Regions from separate parts of the Homo sapiens genome. Here region 2 is linked to region 1. A link is an interaction called in ENCODE POLR2A ChIA-PET data of the cell type or tissue named here. Cell type or tissue: PC-3. All regions are shown on one strand. Links, peaks and the distances in the headings refer to the core of each region. The heading gives the core; the rest is flanking DNA.

Region 1 (10,403 bases), core at 775-8,774:
TGCCATGTTGGTTTGCTGCAACCATCAACTCATCATTTACATTAGGTATTTCTCCCAGTGCTATCCCTCCCCGAGCCCCCAACTCCCAACAGGCCCCGGTGTGTGATGTTCCCCCTCCCTGTGCCCATGTGTTCTCATCGTTCAACTCCACTTACGAGTGAGAACATGCGGTGTTTGGTTTTCTCTTCCTGTGTTACTTTGCTGAGAATGATGGTTTCCAGTTTTATCCATGTCCCTGCAAAGGACATGAACTCACCTTTTTTATGGCTGTATAGTACTCCATGGTGCAAATGTGCCACATTTTCTTTATCCAGTCTATCGTTGATGGGCATTTGGGATGGTTCCAAGACTTTGCTATTGTGAACAGTGCCGCAATAAACATACATGTACATGTGTCTTTATAGTAGAATGATTCATAATCCTTTGGGTATATACCCAGTAATAGGATTGCTGGATCAAGTGGTATTTCTAGTTCTAGATCCTTGAGGAATTGGCACACTGTCTTCCACAATGGTTGAACTAATTTACACTCCCACCAACAGTGTAAAAGTGTTTCTATTTCTCCACATCCTCTCCAGCATCTGTTGTTTCCTGACTTTTTAATGATTACCATTCTAAATGGTGTGAGGTGGTATTTCATTGTGGTTTTGATTTGCATTTCTCTAATGACCAGTGATGGTGAGCATTTTTTCAAAAGTGTGTTGGATGCATAAATGTCTTCTTTAGAGAAATGTCTTTTCATATCCTTCGCCCACTTTTTAATGGGGTTGTTTTTTTCTTGTAAATTTCTTTAAGTTCTTTGTAGATTCTGGATATTAGCCCCTTGTCAGATTAGTTTTTACCCATTTATGTAAAAACAGGGAAATGACATCTGCCTTCCAGAACTCACTGAGCTTTGCTAGGATCAAATTAGGTAAAGTTAATTCAACAAATATTTAGTGGATCATTTCTATGTGCCAGGCACTGTTTTAGGGCCTAGGGATACAGCAGTGAACGTAAGAGACACTGTCTAATGGAATAAATGTTTTAGATGTGGATGCCAGACATTAAATGTATATGTTGTGAGAGGGGATGGTACAGTGATAAGAAAAATAAACCAGGAATATGTACAGGAGAGATGGAGGAAAAGTCTCTGTGCTAAGATGCCGCTGGAGCAGAGACCTGAAGGAAGCAAGGGACAAGGAGCCATGGGGATGCCTGGGAGAAGAGTCTGTAAATAACAAGTGTTGTAGCATTACCTTTCATCTAACAACAATCAGTGAGCAGGTGGTAAATTGAAATGTAAGCCAACATTACTAAGTAGGAAAATTAAAATATGTGGACTTTTGGGTAGAATTATGAATTTATTCCATATTAGCATATAAATTATTTTATATCCGTATTTGAAAACTTTGTTTCTAGGCCGGTCATGGTGACTCATGCCTGTAATCCCAACATTTTGAGAGGCTGAGGCAGGAAGATCGCTTGAGCCTAGGAATTCGAGATCAGCCAGGGCAACATGGTGAAATCCCATCTCTAAAAAAATTAAAAATTTTTAGCCTGGCATGGTAGCGTGTGCCTGTATTCCCAGCTACTCAGGAGGCTGAGGTGAGAGAATGGCTTGAGCCCAGGAGGTCAAGGTTTCAGTGAGCCATGATCATACCACTGCACTCCAGCCTGGGTGACAGAGCAAGAGTCTGTGTCAAAAAAGAAAAAAAGAAAACTGTTTCTACTGTTTCATTATGTATGCAGTTTTTTAGTGCAACTTATTTTGTTACAAGCACTATACTTCACCAAATTAACTAATTTAATCCCAATAAGCACCCTACAAGATAGAACCTACCATTATGCTACCTTACAAATAAGAAAATGGAGGCTCAGAGGGAGAAAAGTAATTGCTCAAGTAAATACATACAAGTATCAGAATCAAGATTTAAATGCAGTCAACTTAATAAAATCTGTCTTTTTATCTATCATGTCATACCGTTCCTTGAAAATAGATACTATTCTCTGACAGGAGAACAATCCATCTTAGATATTATATTTTTAAGTTACTGAAGTACTTCAGAATTTTTTGTTAAATGAGAAAATTTTGCACTGTATTCACTGGGGAAAATGTGCAAAGAAAAAAAGCTGAGCCACAAAGGAGTCAGAAAAGAAATTCCTAATTAGGGGAAAGACAGTCATTAGAGAACACCATTAGAAAGATTATAGTCACCCATAATCTTTCTCTTTTAATATCTATTTGCGGTTACCAAAAATAAATAAATAATTAAATTTTACAAAAACCCAAAAGCTAATCAGAGATCCAGAAAAGACAATCTAAGACCTTTTTACAATGCAAGGAACAGTCCTAGGCCCTTAGATATAGGAGAAGTCTTCAGTGTGTTGAACCACAGGTTAAACTGAAAAGGCCCAGAAGTTTCATAAAGTAGGCAAGAGTACATGAATGGAAAGAACAAAGTAAATATTTTAAATCAAAACTTGCCAGTTTTAGAGACAGTGAGATTAACAATAAAAAGTTCAGATTCAACTTATAATTTATATTCTGCTTTAAATTATTTCTCTTCTCAAATTTGTTTTCTTGATTCTAGACTACTCCTCTTTTTCAGGAGTGTATTGCAACAGTTCCAGTGAGAAATAAAAATGGCTGAAGAAAATCAATAACAGTGGAAGCGGCTGGTGAAGAAAAAAAAGAATGCATGTTTAATATTGAGAGGTAGGGGAGGGTGGAGAGTGGGTGGCAAAGGGGAAAGTCCAGGTGGCCTTAGTTTCTGCCATGAGTGATGGGGTAGGTGATGTGTTAGTTACAAGCAAGATAATGAATATGAGAGAAATAGAAGATAGGTAGTGAGTAAAAATGTGGACATCTTGATTTTTAATTATTATTGGGAGATCCAGATGGCAATAACTTACAAGCAATTGAACGCAAGTCAGGAACTCAGGAGAGATATCTGAGCTGGAAATAGAGTTCCAGGAATCATCAGCATGCGGATAAAAACAGACAATTAAATCAAAGATTTAAAGCACACCCAGAGGATGAGATAGGTAAAGGAGACTGCAGTGGAGTAATTAACTACTTGAAGAGCCGGTTCCCAGTATCAAATGCCACAGAGAAGTCAAGTAATACTTCCAAGTGAGGAGTTAGGGGCTGGAGGGGACAGTGCCTTGAAGGCCTTTGACAAAGCAGTTGTGTTGATGTGGTGGCAAAAAGTCTGAAGGGCATACAGTGAGAGGTAAATATGAAGCTACAATTAGAATATAACTCATTCTATTTATGAACTTGATGGTTAAATGATAAGAAAAGGAGAGAGAGATGGTAGCTAGATGCCAAGGCAGAGTCAAAAAATGGACAGGTTGAAATTATCTGGAAAAAAAAAAAAAAGACTGATGGGGTAAGTGCCCCAAAGAAAGAAGAGAGGCGAGGGTTTTGCCTGTCAAAATGATCAGAAGCCCAACTGGAGATGAGTAAGTGGGGCCAAGGAAGCTAAAAACATCGCATTTCATGAGACTTCATGAAGAATTATACCATGTCCTGGGCAGCTATTGAATGTCCTAACGGACACTCCTATAAGTGAATAATCTGTTTTTGATGAAAATCTGTTGTACACATAAGCACAGAGCAGCTCTGTGTGGTTTTAACACACAGAGATTTTCTAGGAATACAAGTACTCTGTAATTCAAAGAAAAATTGATTTAGGTTTGTTCCAATTTTTACCAAGAATTAGTCATAATTTCAGAAATTCAGAACATCAAGAAGAAATATAATTCATGGGTTTTAAGTCACCAATAGCATGCATCTATCATTCTGTGTTCGTAGCTATTCCATTTACACAGATTCTACAAAGGTCAGCAGCCTTTGACTGGTGAGATCATACATGATAATATACATATTGAAATACATGTTTCATTATAGATTATTTCTATTTCTTTTTTCTGTTAGAATTAGGGCATTATTTTGTTTCTATTCTCTGACCCCAATTGTTCTAGTGACAACCACATTGTTGAATAACCTTGCTCCTTTGCCTTCTCTTGGTCAGCTTCAAAATATCCTCTAATAGAAACTGTAGTGTTCATCAGTGATCACCATTTGGTTATAGGTAGGGTGACCATAAAACATATTTTTCAAAGGGGATGCTTCTGAGAATGATAGTGAGTACAATTAATAATTACTTGAGGACAATAAGAATGAACTGAGACTGTCCTGGGCACACCAGAATGTATGTTCACCCTAACTATATACTACAGGTGTGGTGAAGGATTTGTAATTATTTATTCATCATGGAAGAGACCAGACGTTCTTGCTTATACCAAAGGGTGACTAAACACAAATCCTTGTGAGGGAACTACCTTTTGAGAACAGGGGCCATCATATTTTTGCCTCTCCAGCATCTGGCCAAGTGTTCAGTTCACATTTGGAAAACAGGGCTCAAACCTCAGGGTTTGAGATCAGCTTGTGGTTAAACAACCCACTTCATATCAAAGTCATCACTCAGTGATCAGAAAACCTTACATTGCTAATAAGTGGTCACTGCCTCCTGCAGTAGAAGACAACATTTAATAAAGTCACATAGGTAGTCATGTAGGAAATACCAAAGGTACTTTTACAAAAAGCAGAGGCTGTTAAAAAAATAAACATACAAGGATTAGCCTAGGCCTTTTCTTACAACCCAGCCCAAAGCTGGCTAACACTTCTCAAACTCAATATGCACATGAATAATCTGGAAATCGTATTAAAATGCATCTTCCAAGATGTTCTTCAGTAGGTGAATGGATAAATACATTATGGCACATGTGGACAATGGAATATTCAGTACTAAGAGAAATGAGCTCTTAAGCCATAAAAGGATATGTGAGGAAACTTAAAAGCACATTATTAAGTAAAATAAGCCAATCTGAAAAGGCTGCATACAGTATGATTCCAGCTACAGTAAATGACATTCTGGAAAAGGCAGAGCTCTAGAAACAGTAAAATAAGTGGCTGCCAGGAGTTGGGGGAAGGGAGGAATAAACAGGTGGAAAATAGAAGATTTTTAGGGCAGTAAAACCATGCTGTGTGATACAATAATTTTAGAAACATGTCCTTATACATTTGTCCAAACCCATAGAAGGTACAACACTCACCCTAATGTAATCTATGGACTTCGGGTGGTTATGATGTGTCTGCTTAGGTTCATAGATTGCAACAAACGGACCAATCTGGTGGTAAGGTTGATAATGTAAGAGGCTGTGCCTGTGTAGGGATGGGAGTAGATGGGAAATCTGCACATTCTGCTCAATCTTACTGTGAAATGTTCTAAAAAATAAAGTGCATTTAAGCAGATAAATAAATAAATAAAAGCAGGTTCTGGTTTGTATATCTGAGTGCAGCCTTATGTACTGTGGAGTTTGTTATTGATGTTGTGTTTTTTTTAATTGACAAAATTTGTATATATTCATGGTATAGGACATGATGTTCTAATATCTGTATGCATTAAGGAATGGCTAAATCAGGCAAATTAGCATATCTATTACCTCACATACTTATCACTTTTTTTGTTGTGAGAACATTGAAAATCTACTATTTTCACAATTTTCAGGTACAGTTGTCCTCCGGTACCCATGGGTTATTGGTTACAGGACCTCTCTTAGATGCCAAAATCCATGGATGTTCAAGTCTTTGATATAAAATGGTGTAGTGTTTGCATGTAGCCTATGTGCATTCTCCAGTATACTTTAAAACACCTCTAGATTGCTTATAATATTTAATTACTAATAAAATATCAATGCTATGTAAATAGTTGTTCTACTGTATTGTTTAAGGAATAGTGACAAGGAAAAAGTCCGTACATGCTCAGTACAAATGCAATTTTTTTCTGAATATTTTCAATCTATGATCGGTTGAACCCATGGATACAGAGGGCAGGCTACATATGATATATTGTTATTAACTATAGTTACTAGGTTGTACAATAGATCTCCTAACTGAAATTTTGTATCCTTTGACCAACATCTCCTTAATATCCAACTCCCTTTTTTCTCTGCTCTCCCCTAACCCTGTTAATCACCATTCTACTCTCTGCTTCTATGAATTCAATGTTTTTTTTCTTTTAGATTTTACATATATGTAAGATCATGCAGTATTTATCTTTCTATGCCTGGCTTATTTCTCTTAGCATAATATCCTTCCAGGGATGCCAATGCTGCTGTTCCCCAGACCACACTCTGAGTAGCAAAGGCCTTAGAGTACTTCAAATCTAGCATTGGTATTCACTTTTGCTTTTAATTGTGTACTTTCTCACATTAGGCCAAGCACTCCTCTGAGACTGTAAAGTATTTCATTCATCTTTCTGTCCCCAGGCCTTGGCTCCACACCTGGCATGGCTGTGTGCCTAGCATATGATAGTAGCTCAATATAACTTAATTGACTGAATGACAGAAATCACTGTGGCTTCTTACAGAACCATTAGCCAGTAATTTACTCCTCCCTCTTCCTTTAAGAGGACTTAGTTGATGACACTGCCTTGTTTTTGTATGCAGCACACCCATTCCTCAACACATACTTTTTCTTTTCAAAGACGATTTCTAAATGTATTTTACTTTTAGAAAACCTCCTAAACTGATTTAGGTGGCTTCTGTCTCCAGACTCTAGCTAGTAGGCCTTGCTCAATTTTACCTGTTGACTAGGGATGCTGCCGGGACCCAAACTAATAACAGCTCAAGAAACCACTCCCTGTGCCTTATCCTCATGCAAGAAGAACTTGGAAGAAAGTGAAGTAGAGAGGCCCATGCCTCCTGTAATTCAGACTTGCCCTATAACTCCATTGAAACTCTCCTGAATAAGGTCAGCAATGGCAACTGCATCAATCAAGGTCTAACCAGAGAAACAGAGCTGGTAAGAGGTAAATATTATAGGATTTACTGCAAGGAACTCGCTTATGAGATTGTAATTAAATGGTAAATTGATTCAGGGCAAGTATGAAATCTGTGGGACGAGCTATTGGGAAGGGCAGGCTGAAACTCTTGGGCAAAAGTTGATGCCACAATCCCAGGTAGCATTTCTTCTTCAGGGAAGCCTCAGCAATGTTCTTAAAGCCTTTCAGCTGATGGAATCAGGGCCACCAGGATTATCAAGGATAATCTCCCTTACTTAAAATCAACTGATTATACTTCAATCACATCTACAAAATACCTTCACAACAATGCCTATATTAGTGTTTAATTGAAAGACTGAGGAAGGTAGCCAAGCCAAATTGACCCGGGAAACTGACCATCACAGCATCCCATTGCCATGAATAAAGACCCCTTTCCAAATGCTTTGCTCATGTAGCAATGTCTGCAGCTCTCCCATTGCTGCTCCACTCTTTCAACCCCAGAAAGATGGAATGTTAGTTCTGAATCTGAATTAATGTACTTTTTTTTCAAAATAAAAAGGATCCTTACTTGTCAAAAACAAAGCAAAACAAACAAATGAAAATAAAATGATGGGACTTAAGAGGCGCCAATAAGCATGGTAGGAAGAGGCTTCTAGGACTGTTCTCTCCCATTTTTAGTGTTAGAGCAATACTCATCTCTATGACCCTTAATTTCCTTTCTCTAAATGGGAAGGCAGCCTTAGGATACTTGCCCTCCCTCCCTCCTTTTCCTCCCTCTCTCTCTTTCTCTCCCTTTCTCGTACTCACACATACACAGCCATGAATGCTCACATACTTCATTTTCTGTCTTGTCTGATAATGCCTTTTCAGCCTCTGTAACTGACTCTACTCTTTTGTCTATTAAGTTTTCGATGTTCTTCAAGTATCCTTCTAACTCTTCATTAATCAACACACTCTGTGCATTCACTCCACAAGCCCCATAGGTTCCAAAAACAGCAACTCAGGGTGTTCAGGCTGGGATTCTGGGCTAGAAATACAGTTTGAGAGTCATCTTCCACTCCCCATGCCCTTAACCTTCACACCCAAGAAACAAATTTTGTCTCTTATTCCTTAAAAATTTCTGTCTATAGGTCTCTACTTTTCCATTTCCATTGCTCCTGCTTTAATTCTGTCTTCATAGTCTTTCTCCTGATTTATTGAAATCATTCATTAGTGTCTTTAAATTAATCTTATTCCCTCCAACCCCTTTCTCTTCCCTCATCACACAACCTCCAGAGTTACTCTCCTAGAGCAAAGATCTAATTATTCCACTCCACTTCTTAAAAACCTTAAATGACACAATTTGGTCCCAAGCTCCATGTCCAATCTCCTCTCTTGTTGCAAACCTACTACAAAACATCCCCTGGATATTCCCATACTTTTTCTTCTCAGTGGCCTTGACTGTGCTGTTCTTTCTCTCTGTTCCTGTATTCTTTTTCTCATGAATTGAAGCCTTCCCTTGGACAGAGTTAACATTCCATCCCTCATGCCCACACGATGGTTTATATATATTTATGTTTTGACATCTATCACATTGTATTATGGTTCCCCTTTTTTTTTTTTTTAACCAGTCTGGCTCCTTCCAACTTCCCAGAGTCATTCTTCTTGATGTCAAGATTTAAAGTGAATTATGCATCTATATAAACTTAGAAACAAACCAGTGGTCAGGTACAGAGTTCAAGCTGATTGCCTGTTTGTTAAATGAATAAACTAATGAGTAAGTGAATGAATTAGAAAATACTATCTTTGCAGTACTGTATTGTTAAATAAATTAAGCCTACCCACAGGGGCTGTATATTCAGCATCTTTACCAGTCTTTGATTTGGCTGGTTTCAAAGTCCGAAGATCCTAACAAGTGAGGTCTAGGAAAAGTCAAAGAACTTGCCCTAGGTAGCCAGCTATTAAGTAAGAAAAAATATATAAAAATTTAAATCATAATTTCTTGCAGTGTGGTTGCCTCTGGTAAGTGAAGAGTGAGAATAAATATCTAAGAAATACTCTTTTTATAGAAGAGAAACTTCTCTATAAAATCCTTGTGAACTTCTTTTGTTAATGCTATACTGGAACATAAAAGATTCAGCACGCACTGGGGAGATGCTGCAGGATGCAAGAAGTTTAGAAAAGGAGAGAAAAAATAACATAAAGAGATTTATGCTGTAAGCCTTCCACTTCATTTTTGGTCTGGAGAGCAAAAAAAAAAAGAATAGCTCCAAGAGCCATCTTTAATAAGCAAGTATCATGTTAATAATCCAATTTATGGATCAATAAACACTGAGGAGTTCTTGCCTGGTAGCATTAATAATATCCTTTCATCCCTGAGGGGGGCACAGTCTTCTTAGATATATTTTATTTAGCTGAATTCAATGTAAGTAGAGATGACAAGCCTTGCGGCTAAATAGGTGGTCAACCACTAGCAGCTTTGCATAATGATGATAAATAGGAGGTGGAAATGTCAAATGCAAGAGGAGTATTCTTGAAGGGAGCCTCAGCAACTTCATGTTTTCAAACTTCACTAATCACTAGTTTGATGAACCTGTTTAATATGATGCATGCCTCTGTGTTAACCAGGCATACCTTTGTAGAAGTCCATATTCAACATAACAAGTCTATTTGACCACTTAGAAACACATTTGCATTTACATGTTCTCTCTGAGTTCCTCTCCCTCCTTTCAGCATGCTACACCATGTATTGTTTATGCACCCATGGTTCTGGCTGCTGAGTATGTGTGTGTGTGTGTGTGTGTGTGTGTGTGTGTGTGTTGGGCTGATTAAGCATTTAGTATGCAAAAAGCCATTCAAGTAGATTATCTTATTTAATTTCCTCAACAACCTTATACAGAGGATGAAAGGGAAACCCTAGAAATGAAGTATCTTACCAAGCTCACACAGACAATTGGTGAGGTGGAGATCTGACCCCAGATTCAAAGTAAAACAAGGACCATGTCTATATTTTTTCACCATCCCATCCCTATCACATAGTAGGGGCTCAACAAATATTTGTTGGATGAATGTATACGTCACAGTCGCACAGTTTTCTGTCCTGTCCCCCTAGGGAGTTCCGAAATCCTGGGCAATTCCAAGGCTGAACTGTTCTTCACTGACTGAAAGCAGCAGGTAAAGAGTGTAGGGAGAGGAGAGTGGCAAATTATAAGGCCGCTTGAAGGAAAGAAACCACCTAAAAAGGAACAAGTTTTCCCTCCTAACTGCTTTGAAGACTTGAAGGCACTACATCTTCTGGGCTTCTCACTGGGAGGGTCTTCCAGCTGCTGGGAGCATCACTGAGTAAATGCAGGCCAAGAAGATTAATATCAAAGTCCCACAACATCCCATTTTCCTACCTGAAACAACAACAACAAAAACACACCCTTGATTTGTTTCTACCCTTTTAGAAACATTTTATTAACATCTTTAAAATTATTGTTATGACTGTGAAACCCTGCATAAGAACTAAGTTTAAACTGTTTTTTTTTTAATTTTCATTGGTATAATGTAATGAGCTTGGAAGCCAACTAATCTGGATTTAGACTCCTG
Region 2 (10,403 bases), core at 1,112-9,111, 420 kb before region 1:
TCTGGTGGAACCATGTCAGCTCCATAAGAGCTATGGCTGTCACCAATGCTTCATAAATGTCACCCCTCCAAGATTAGCAGAGACTCACTAAAATAGGCCTCCTTCCTGTGCTTAACAATAAATTTCTACCTTTTTGAATTACCTCAAGAATGACTCTTCAAAAAGAGTATTGTTGACCACCGAACAACATGGGTTTGAACTGCATGGATTCACTTACATGAGGATTTTTGCAGTAAATACAGTTGTCCCTACGTATTCATGGGTTCCACAACCACAATCAAAGGTGGATGGAAAATAGAGTATTTGAGGCATTCAAAACTCACAAATACGAAGGGCCAACTTTTTATATCAGCAGTTCCACAGGTCTGACTGTGGACTTGGATATGCATGGCTTTTGGTAGCCAAAAGTAGTCCTGGAATCAATCCCCTTGGGATAACAAGGTACCAATCAAAATACTTATACACCAAGTGGGGTTTATTCCAGGTATTCAAGGCTAGTTCAGCATTAGAAAATCAATCATGTAATGCATCATATCAATAGATGAAAGAGAAAAATTCATATGATCACATCAGTTGACACAGAAAAAGGATTTGACAAAATAAAACACTATTCAGGATAAAAACCCTCAGCTAACAAAGAATGTTGGAAACTTCCTCAATATAACACCCACCGATAACCTACAATTAACACTATATTTAATGGTAAGAAACTAGACATGTTCTCCCTCAGATCAGGAACAAGGCAACTATGTCCTTGCTCATTAGTCCTATTCAACACTGTAGTTGAAATTCTAGCTAGTGCAATAAAGCAAGAAAAATAAACATAAGTTTATAGATTGGAAAGGAAGAAATAGGACTGTGTCTATTCACAGATGGCAGGATTATCTATGGTAAAAATTCCAAAATCAACAATAACCAAAAACTCCTGGAACCAATAACTGAGTATGACTAGGTCTCAGAATATAAATTTCATATATGAAAGGCTGGCAAAGAACAATTGGAACTTGAAAATTTAAAATTTTCAATACTTAGATATAAATCTGATTTTTAAATATAGATAAGATATACAAAAAAATACAAAACTGGTAGAAAAAAGAACATTAAAATATGGAGAGAGATTCAGTGTTCAAGTATTATTATTTTCATTCTCTTCTATTAAAAAATTTAAAACGTAAGTCTTATTTTACATATAGTTTAAAACTGAAATCTGAGTTCAAATGCTGACTCTGCCATTTTGGTATCTGTGTGATTTTACTTTAGTTATTCAACTCCTGTTTCCTAATTTTCACATCTGTAAATCAGATAATAGTACCTTGTAGATTCATTTTCTGTATCGAATCAGTTAATATATCAGAAGCACTTAAATGGAACCTGACAAATAGCAAATGATGTATAAATATTGCTGTTAGCATCATAACCATTACAATGGGAAACTATTCAGGAGTTTTAATCAGGGAAGACCCTGGCTGCTAGGCAGCATATTGTATCTGTTTGGAAAGAGAGTAAGACAAAGTATAAACAAAAGTATGGTTAGGGCTCACCACTTTTAAATGAATCTGCATCACATAAGGTTTGTGAATCAGAAGTAAAGTCTAAGTGTGGTTGTTACAAGCGCAGTAAAATAAAATGAAGTAAAAAAAATTTGTACTTTTACAAATGAAAATCCTGAATCATCTGATGAAGAGACTAATGTTTCAGAAACACAGGGGCACAAAAAATAAGACAAATAGGAATGCTTTATTATTTGATATTTCCAGCAAAAGAACTACAACATGGCGGAAAAACAAAATGTCATTCAACCTTCTTACACATATTTTGCAATTTAATTTTTTTTAATTGCATATGGGAAGGTGGAGACAGAAATCTCCATAATGGTTTTTATTGCTTTCGCCACTGAAGGTTTTAATCCAGTCCTAGTTCTGAAGTTATCATGTGGCCCCTGATGAGGAAAAATAAAAGTCCACTACACATTTTCTCATTTAAAGCATATTGCACCCATTGCTGTACATGGACCTTCATGAATCAGAGGTAAGAAAAATATTAGCTGAGAGTTCCAACCGTGGAGTATCCACACATCATTCACTTTTCTCCTTTAATAATTAAAACTCACTATGTAGGCAATTTTTCTCATGACATTCATTTATAAAAATGAGTAAGTAAATGTTACACCCAGCTAACTTAGGAATAGAGTTTGAATTTAGCTATTCCTAAAAACTAAATAAATAAATACATTTTCTGTTTCAACAATGTTTCAAAATGTGACCAACAGCAATTTGCCTATTCTGTCTTTTCTTCAGGCACAAAATGTATAGTGTGGCTGCTTGTATGACTGACACCAAGCCCGTTTTAACCATCCAGTTTATTTTTACACCATCCAATTTAAATTATTTTTATGATCCACAGCCCATTAATGAAGGGGTGCATCACAGCCTGTGACATCTGGCAGTGTAGTAGGTGTCAACAGAATAATCAATTACTCCTGTGGCTAATTCCCTCCATGCCCTCTCCACAGAAAGTAGAGACAAAAGGAAGGTGATATTTAATTCACAGCAGAAAGAAAACCCATTTAATAAGATTAACTGGCATCTCCCTTTCATCCTCTTCCCCTTATCCTCTCAACAATCCCCTGAGCGCCCCCAACACACACAACACACATACACACACCGGAAGTGACAGGGTTTGACAATTATGCTGAATACAAGAGCTAATTTTTTGTTGCTGTTGAGACAGAGTTTCGCTCTTTTTGCCCAGGCTAGAGTGCAATGGCACCATCTTGGCTCACCGCAACCTCCGCCTCCTGGGTTCAAGTGATTGATTCTCCTGCCTCAGCCCCCTGAGTAGCTGGGATTACAGGCAGGTGCCACCACGCACAGCTAATTTTGTATTTTTAGCAGAAACAAGGTTTCTCCATGTTGGTCAGGCAGGTCTTGAACTCCTGACCTCAGGTGATACACCTGCCTTGGCCTCCCAAAGTGCTGGGATTATAGGCATGAGCCACCATGCCCGTCCTACAGGAGATAATTTTTAAATGAACTGATCAGTTTGACTGAAAAGGACTGTGATCCACAATGCTTCAGTCCTCAGGGAGGAAGGACAGTTTTGACAGATGCAAATGTCACCAATAAGATTAAAGCAAAAACAATGTGGTCCCTTCACCAACTGCTCCATCCTGTTTCTACCTGGACAGTGGAGATGCTGTACGGTCAGCTAATGAGGCACTTTTTGCAGGTAGAATTGTTCAAGTTGCCCTTCTGAAAGGTCAGTGCTAGGTAGCAGTAAGTAGTCCCTGGCTTTCTCCTTTAGTCACATTTAAATTTTACTTGGCTCATAGCATGCAAGTAATAACTCTAGTCTTTATATTTACATAACATCCTTGTAAATAATGAAAATCAGCATGCAATACTCTCAGGTGAACCATGTTTTTAAATAAATGAAAATTGAAAATAGATTTCATTTCTCACTCAAATGATTGCTGTAGTCTAGTACCTTATTATATCACCAGCATTATTGGAGCCAGAGGGGTATTATCTAGTGTAAAAATTTCAAGCTCACAATCAAGAAATTTGTGTTCTATTCCTACACCAGGCAGCAAAGACGACAACACTATGGGACATTTACTGAAAGACACTATTCTAAGTACTTCACATGTATTATATAATGTGCACAAAATCCCTGTGAGCTAATTCATTTTATTATTTCCATTTTACATAGGAAGTAACTGGGACACAGAGCAGGTAAACAACCCACCCAAAATCATGCATTGCTGAGTAGCAGAACTCAGGATTCAATTAGGACACTCTGACTCCATCACTTCCCATACACAGAAGCTGAGGTGACTTTTAAAATATATGTGTAGCGTAAACAACAACCAACCAGAATAGATGCTAGTCTTGGCTCAGGAATAGAGCCCAAGAAAAAACTCGTGCAAAGATATTAACAATTTCTGAAGTAAGGAGAAGAAGCGACAATCCCCGTGTGGGACCAGAGCAGCAGGAAAAGACAGACAGACATTTGGCAGGGTCTGCAGCAACAGCTACCTACTAATCTATACAGAAATTTCTCAGTATTTCAATAAGAAATACAGCCATATTGGTGACACAAAGTGAATATCAACCCTATGATATGTGCACCCCAAATTAATTTACCAACACAGATTCCAATAAGAACCTAGCAACAAATAGAAATAACAGTCATATTCAGGCAATTCCTTTTAGTTTCACTGACTGCCTCTTTTTGGCCTCAAGCACATGGGAATGTGTTCATTTGCAACGTCAAAGTTGTTATCATCTTAAGAAGGTGACTGATCATATGTGAAACACAAGATGGTATGTCAGGATCTGAATTCGTTCTAATACCTTTTAAAAAAAAGTATATAGCTGGAGAATATATTACGTGAACCCTATTTAGAAAATTCCAAGATCTTTTAAAAATATCTGAACTTTGATAAAATCACAAAGGAATAAAAGACATGCTCAGGAATGACTCATAGTAGCACAAAAGATATTTAGCTATATAAGAAAGTTTCATGTTTGAAGAATATTCACTTCTTTCCACTGATCAATGGAGAAAAATGTGCATTCATTTGCTGAGAGCAGAATATGCCCCCAAACAGCAAACCAGGTTTTATATAAGTCACTTTTCATGTTAGCTAAGATTGTGTCAATCATTTAATGGGTTTTAGCTTAGGGATAAATTTTAAGCTGTTATTTTTCTGGTGAAGCCAGCAATAGGAAAATGTATGCTGAGGGAAGGAAAGAAACTGGAAAATTCAGCTAACTTAATAGAAATCTAACATTTGCTATTGCGTTGAATAATTACGTTTTTCAGATCCCTTTGAAGATGAAAGGTTTTGTATTAAACTTTTTTATTACCAGGCTATCATGAAAAAACAAATCCCTACAATGTCTGTGCATTTCTTGTTTTAAAATACGCAAGTGATCTGTTGCCTATCTTTATAACAGTGGTTTCTGTTCCAAAGAGCCTTAATCTGGAAAATATATGACATAAACTTAAACAACTGAGAATATTTAAAAATGAGCTATTCAAAAAAACATGCTATTGATACTGTTAGACGTTATGGTAGTTTGTCCACTTAACAAAGAGAAAGGCAGTGTTATGTTGGGTATAGCTATGGTAACTTAGGCAGATGACTCACTCAAAGCCTTTGTTACACTATTTATGACTCACACTTAGTAATGCTCACCCAATTACCTTTCCTAGTATATCTTCATCTTGTTAAAGTGTATGAGAACTGCTTTGGAGAGTCTAATAAGTCCAAATGAGCATTAAAAAGGAGAGAGAGTAGGAGAAGTATCTCTTGAGAAAGGTGAGTCCTTCCTATAAACTCTGGGTTTTATTATGGGCTTGCAAGCAGTACTAGAATCTGGTGTAACACATGATGACCAGATCTACTTTGTATTCAGGGAAGTCAATGAGTTCTCTAAGTGGCATGAAGCTAAGTACACCCACATAGTTTCTGAGTACATCAGTTCTTCAGTGTACATTAAGCCTTTCCAGATTTATCCACAGAGGTTGGCTGTTTGCCAGAATTCAGATTCTGTTCTGTTGTGCAGTGGGCTGAGTATTCCCAGGTGCCAGCAGAGTTTTATGCCTAGTCCTTATTTACAGTTTTTCTTAGAATTGCTTTGAAGTGTGAACAATCAAGTTGCAGCATGCTGTAAAGTTCTTTCCACATGAGCCCTTTATTTCATTTTCTGTTACAGCTCTGAAGCCTTCTCAAAACAGAAGTATTTATCTACAACTATTAAAATGCATTTGGGATGATAAATTCCTTATAAATACTTTTACATAATTTTATTCTCTTTATGAATAAGACAAAAATATAAACAGCCAATTGTATTCTTTCTCTACTACTTCTCCTCAAAAGGAGTAGTATTTAGCAAGGTGTTTGACTATTAATTATTAAAATGTATAAAATATTCTGTGGCTTAATAATACCTACAAGATGGGGCTTGCAAACACCTTGTGTATAATCACAATTGCGTATTATTTGGAATTCCTAACAAAGCTTCTAATACTGATATGATAACTAATTTGTAGCACTAAATATCACCTTTTTGGAAAGGAAGTACCTATAATAGCCTGCACACAAACCATGCCTAACATCCTTTTTCCTAACCACTATCATTTTCAGATATTCCAAACTAAATGCAGATTTTTTGTTTCCAAGCTCTATATTACCTTAAGATCAAAAGCTCTGACTTGAATTGTGTGCAAGGAGGCCAAAAAGCAGCCCAGTTCCCCAGTACTCTTTCCAAACACCACTCGGAGGTGACCAAAGGCTCAGCATCTGTGGACAGCCATTTGGAAAGCCTAGTGGGGTGAAACAGATAGCCCCAGCAAAAAAAATGGAAATAAGGGGCTCCCCTAGAAGCCGGGTAATGAATAAATTTTTCAAATTTATAAAGAACTTGGCATTTCCATTTAAAAGATGCTTTATGCTAGATACATTTTATCTTTTTTAACCCTGGATTTTGTGCTTGTTTGCCAAAAAATCACAGTCTACGTTGTGAGAATAGTACTCAAAAATAGAAGTGGTCTAGTAAGTGGTGGAGACCAGTGAGTTGCATAACCACATCAAAGGGTTGCACCTCTGTGTTATGCTCTTCCAATTTGCAGCTCTAACAAACTTTGATTTATGGTGCCAAGAGGGCCCTGTGTGGATGACTTCTGCTCCTTTCAGAACTTTTAATCTTTATTTTTAAATGTCACAATTCTAAATGATTTTTTCGGAGTTAGCCCCAGATAAATGATTCCTGGGAAGACCGCGGCGATGATCCTGAGCCCACTTGCACTTGTGGTTGATGGCACATTAAGCAATAATGCTGATAACGTGCTGCAATCAGTACCTATAGCATTTTCACCTGACCTCAAAATGAGGTTAATGCAGAAGACAAATAGAAGGGAAGCACATGCCCCATTTTTTCATCAGGCTGTTACATAAATAACAGATAAACATGCTTCTGTTCAAACCACATCAGAGCGGAAGAAAATGCTGCCAACTTCAAGCCGTCAAAGACTTAAAAATGCTGTTGTCAAATCAATTTTTTACAGCAGACTGACCTGTTTGCAGACCATTTTTAATAGCAGAAGAGTTTAGGACTTGGGCTTGGAGTACGCAAGTGATTTCCAAATGACATTTGAGATGTAAAATTTCAGTCTGCCAGCCTTTCCCTCTCTCGCGCCCCATCCACCCCCACATCCATACACATGCACACACGCCCCATCAACTTCCACTGACATTTCTTCATTACCATGAAAAGGCTCGGGCAGTCTTGGGGGATTTTGCAAAGCATCATTCCTCTTTTATACCCAGGCTCTCACTGATAAGTCTACAAATGGTTTTCAAAATTTTATGCCCCAACAGGAGGTAGGGTTTGAGTTTTTAAAGTTGTAGAGATAGTGGCTTCTAAGTTTATCCCTTTGACTTCTCTGGCCATTATTACCCACCCAGTGTGTCCCCATCTCAGGAGCTAAAATGCCAAGTGACCTTTTTGGGTGAATGGTTACAAAAACTCATGGGTACATTTAATAGGAAGAAATGTGGGCTCAATAACATGGTGTGAGAAGATTGTCAGGAGTGTGTTCTTTTTTTTTTTTTCTTAACCCAAACACAGCCTCTGTAGATTTTTTTGAATGTTCAAGTTACACCTTCCTCTTCAAATGATAAAAGAATTCAGTGTGAAATTTGCTTTCATAAACTTTTGTGAAAGGTTCTGTCGTTCTCATATAATACTTCAGGAGTATATATAGAGAACACATTCAGCTGTCTCCCTTGATGCCTTAATGATCGAATCAGAGGAAAGGGCTGTATGGGTTTCGTTCTTATTTCTTACTCAATTCTCTCCTCTGTACCATATGAACTTGGATTATATGGACATCACCTTCTTCACTAAAAATAAAAGCATGGAGTTATTTTTATTATAAAATTTAGTACCATGGCAGCCAGTGAAAGTGTAGCCCACAGAAATTTGCCATTAGAAAATCAGGAATCTTATAAAATGAGAACACTATACTGAGGAGTTCAAGTGGCAAATAGGGATGGTGTTTGTTCAGTTCAATATCCAAATCTATTAGGATGTGGGATAAGCACTTTGCTGAAAATATTTTTAAATACTTTCAAGATATGACAGGCCAGGTCAGAATCATATGGCATACAAAGAAAACCCTAGGTTAGCCTAAAGCTGCCTCCTTTCATATTTTAAGTTCAGCCTAAAAGTTTCTCCATATGTAGTGAACTGATACCTAACTGGATATGTAAACCAACTAACCAATTCTTGTGTCAATCTCTGAATTTTGGCCAATTAAAGGTGACCAACTGTTCAAACCATGTTCAAATAAGGCAAATACTGAGCTGTAACCAATCCACTGTTTCTGTACCTCAGTTCCATTTTCTGTGCATCGATTTCCTATTTCTGTCCATAAATCTTTAACCCTGTGGCTGCACTGGAGTCTCTCTGAGCCTACTCTGGCTCGGGAGGCTGTCCGATTTGTGAGTCATTCTTTGCTCAATTAAACTCTGTTCAATTTAAGGTTTTCCTTTTAACATCATATCGTGACAATATCAGCATTTCCATTAAAAGACCTTTTTCCCCTTGTAGGATGTATTAATGTCTAGTAAAAAATGGAGATATACAAAAGTTAGCACATAGTCTTGCAACTATATTTATTGCTGAAAAGTTATCTTGGCTGTTTTTAAATGATAGTATTTCAACCATACAAAAAGTTTTTTTTTTTCTACTTTATTTTTTATTTCTGGCCTCATATGACTCAAGAACAGCTTCATTTTCAACCATTAGCCCATGATGTTGGCTGCTGCGTTTAGGCAGTTTGGGGATAAAAATAAAATGACCAAGTTATTTTGTTTGGAAAGGCAGCTTCTGCACATTTGCTGTATTTTTTTTCAATAAATATTTCATAACTCTTTTTAAAACATGGCCTTATCCTTTAGCACATATGGGAGGCAGCTAAATCTAAATCAAGTAGATGTTCTAGAGCTCAGATTCCATCACTCAGGACCCAAATCTACTTTTCTGAACTAGCTCAATACAGAGATAGGCATGATAATCCCCTTAATATCAGAAATTACTAATAGACATTTTACATTTTAAAACATTAAATTATTGTGTATTCTATATATCATGCTTCAGGGAAGGGCTGAAATGCCTCTGTTTTGCTGGCTGGGATATGTCTCTCAGTTTCCATTCCACTAAGCCATACTTCCAAATTATTGGGCCAGTCCATCCACCTGGCAGTAAAACACGTCATTCTTGTCTTTCTAGATTGAGCCAACCTAGGAAGATAGGGGCCATGTACGAAAGAATTTTTTAAAAAAGAAAAAAAAGTGTGTGTTTGTGTGTGTGCGCGCATATATAAAAAGAGAGAGATAAAGCAAATATAGTAAAATGTTAAATTTTAGTGTTTCTGACTAAAGAGTACACAGTGATTATTTGCAATATTCTTGCAATATTTCTGTAAACTTGAAATTGTTCCAAAATAAACATTAAAAATATAAAAAAAAATAAAGAATGAGAATCAAAGCTCCAATGATAATAAAATATGCTTTCTGAAAGTATCAAATAAAAATTGCAACAGCCAGAATTAAACAAAGAAAGAAGGCTTTACTCAAGATTGTTGCAATAGGGGTCAAGAATATTGCAACTGAAGAGACTAAACTCAACTCCATTGAAACAAGATGGGAAGGTTTTTAAGCATTGAAGCCAGGTCTTAGGAAAGTACCTTGGGGGAATTGAGGGGAGGTTTGTCAATGTGATTAGGCCATTTGAGTTTGCTAACTGGCAATTATCACTTAGGAAAGTTAGCTTCCTGCCCTCTTACAGAGAATGGGGGTAGGGACCTTATCTTTCCTGATGATTCCATTTCAAAGGGATGGCTCCCAGGTCTTTGAGAAAGACGTTCCTAGGTAGTAAAACTGGCAAGAGGCTGAGAGAAGATTTACATCTCAAAGGGACAGAGAAGGAATTTGCAACTACAAGCTTTCTAAAGTAAATACTCTAAGAAAAGGGTGATCAGGGGCTTATAGGCAGGAAGAAATTTGTCTGAAGTGTAGTCAAGCTGGGGGGAATGTTAAGGCCTTCTTGGGCTTAACAGAAGTCAAATGTATTTCCCTGTTTTGCAAAGATGATAATAAGTTTGTCAAAAGCCATACTAATCTTAAGGGAAGAAAATCAAAGATTCAGTAGCCAATCTTAAAAGATTTTCAAGTTTCTATCCATTTGTATTACTATGTCCCTCAAACCCACAAGTTCCCTTCCTTTCTCTAGCGGGCTTAGATGTAGAGGAGAAAGGCGAACACAAGGAGTACTTTGAGTTTCTGCTGTAACACTTGTTTATTTCAAATGGCAATTTCTGCTTCTGTCTCT

The links. Peaks named below come from ENCODE experiments on the same cell type or tissue, not always from the same donor. Only the 100,000 strongest peaks of a DNase experiment are listed, where the experiment ranks them.
Region 2: POLR2A ChIA-PET joins it to region 1 with 20 read pairs; 2 of 35 experiments call an interaction of 5 or more read pairs at or near these places.

The regions. Positions count from the first base shown.
Region 1 is chr7:114,807,095-114,817,497 of GRCh38, reverse strand. No RefSeq gene overlaps it. Among named protein-coding and RNA genes, the nearest start is that of MDFIC, 110 kb to the left of the region's middle. In PC-3, for the core only: no CTCF peak of the experiment used is centred there; no DNase peak of the experiment used is centred there.
Region 2 is chr7:115,226,106-115,236,508 of GRCh38, reverse strand. LINC01392 (long intergenic non-protein coding RNA 1392) reads left to right here and starts at 5,154. Exons shown (of 5, transcript NR_126407.1): 1 at 5,154-5,326. RefSeq lists enhancers at 9,540-10,108, 10,109-10,403. In PC-3, for the core only: no CTCF peak of the experiment used is centred there; DNase peaks (open chromatin) are centred at 5,198 and 5,478; H3K4me3 peaks cover 725 bases; H3K27ac peaks cover 2,524 bases.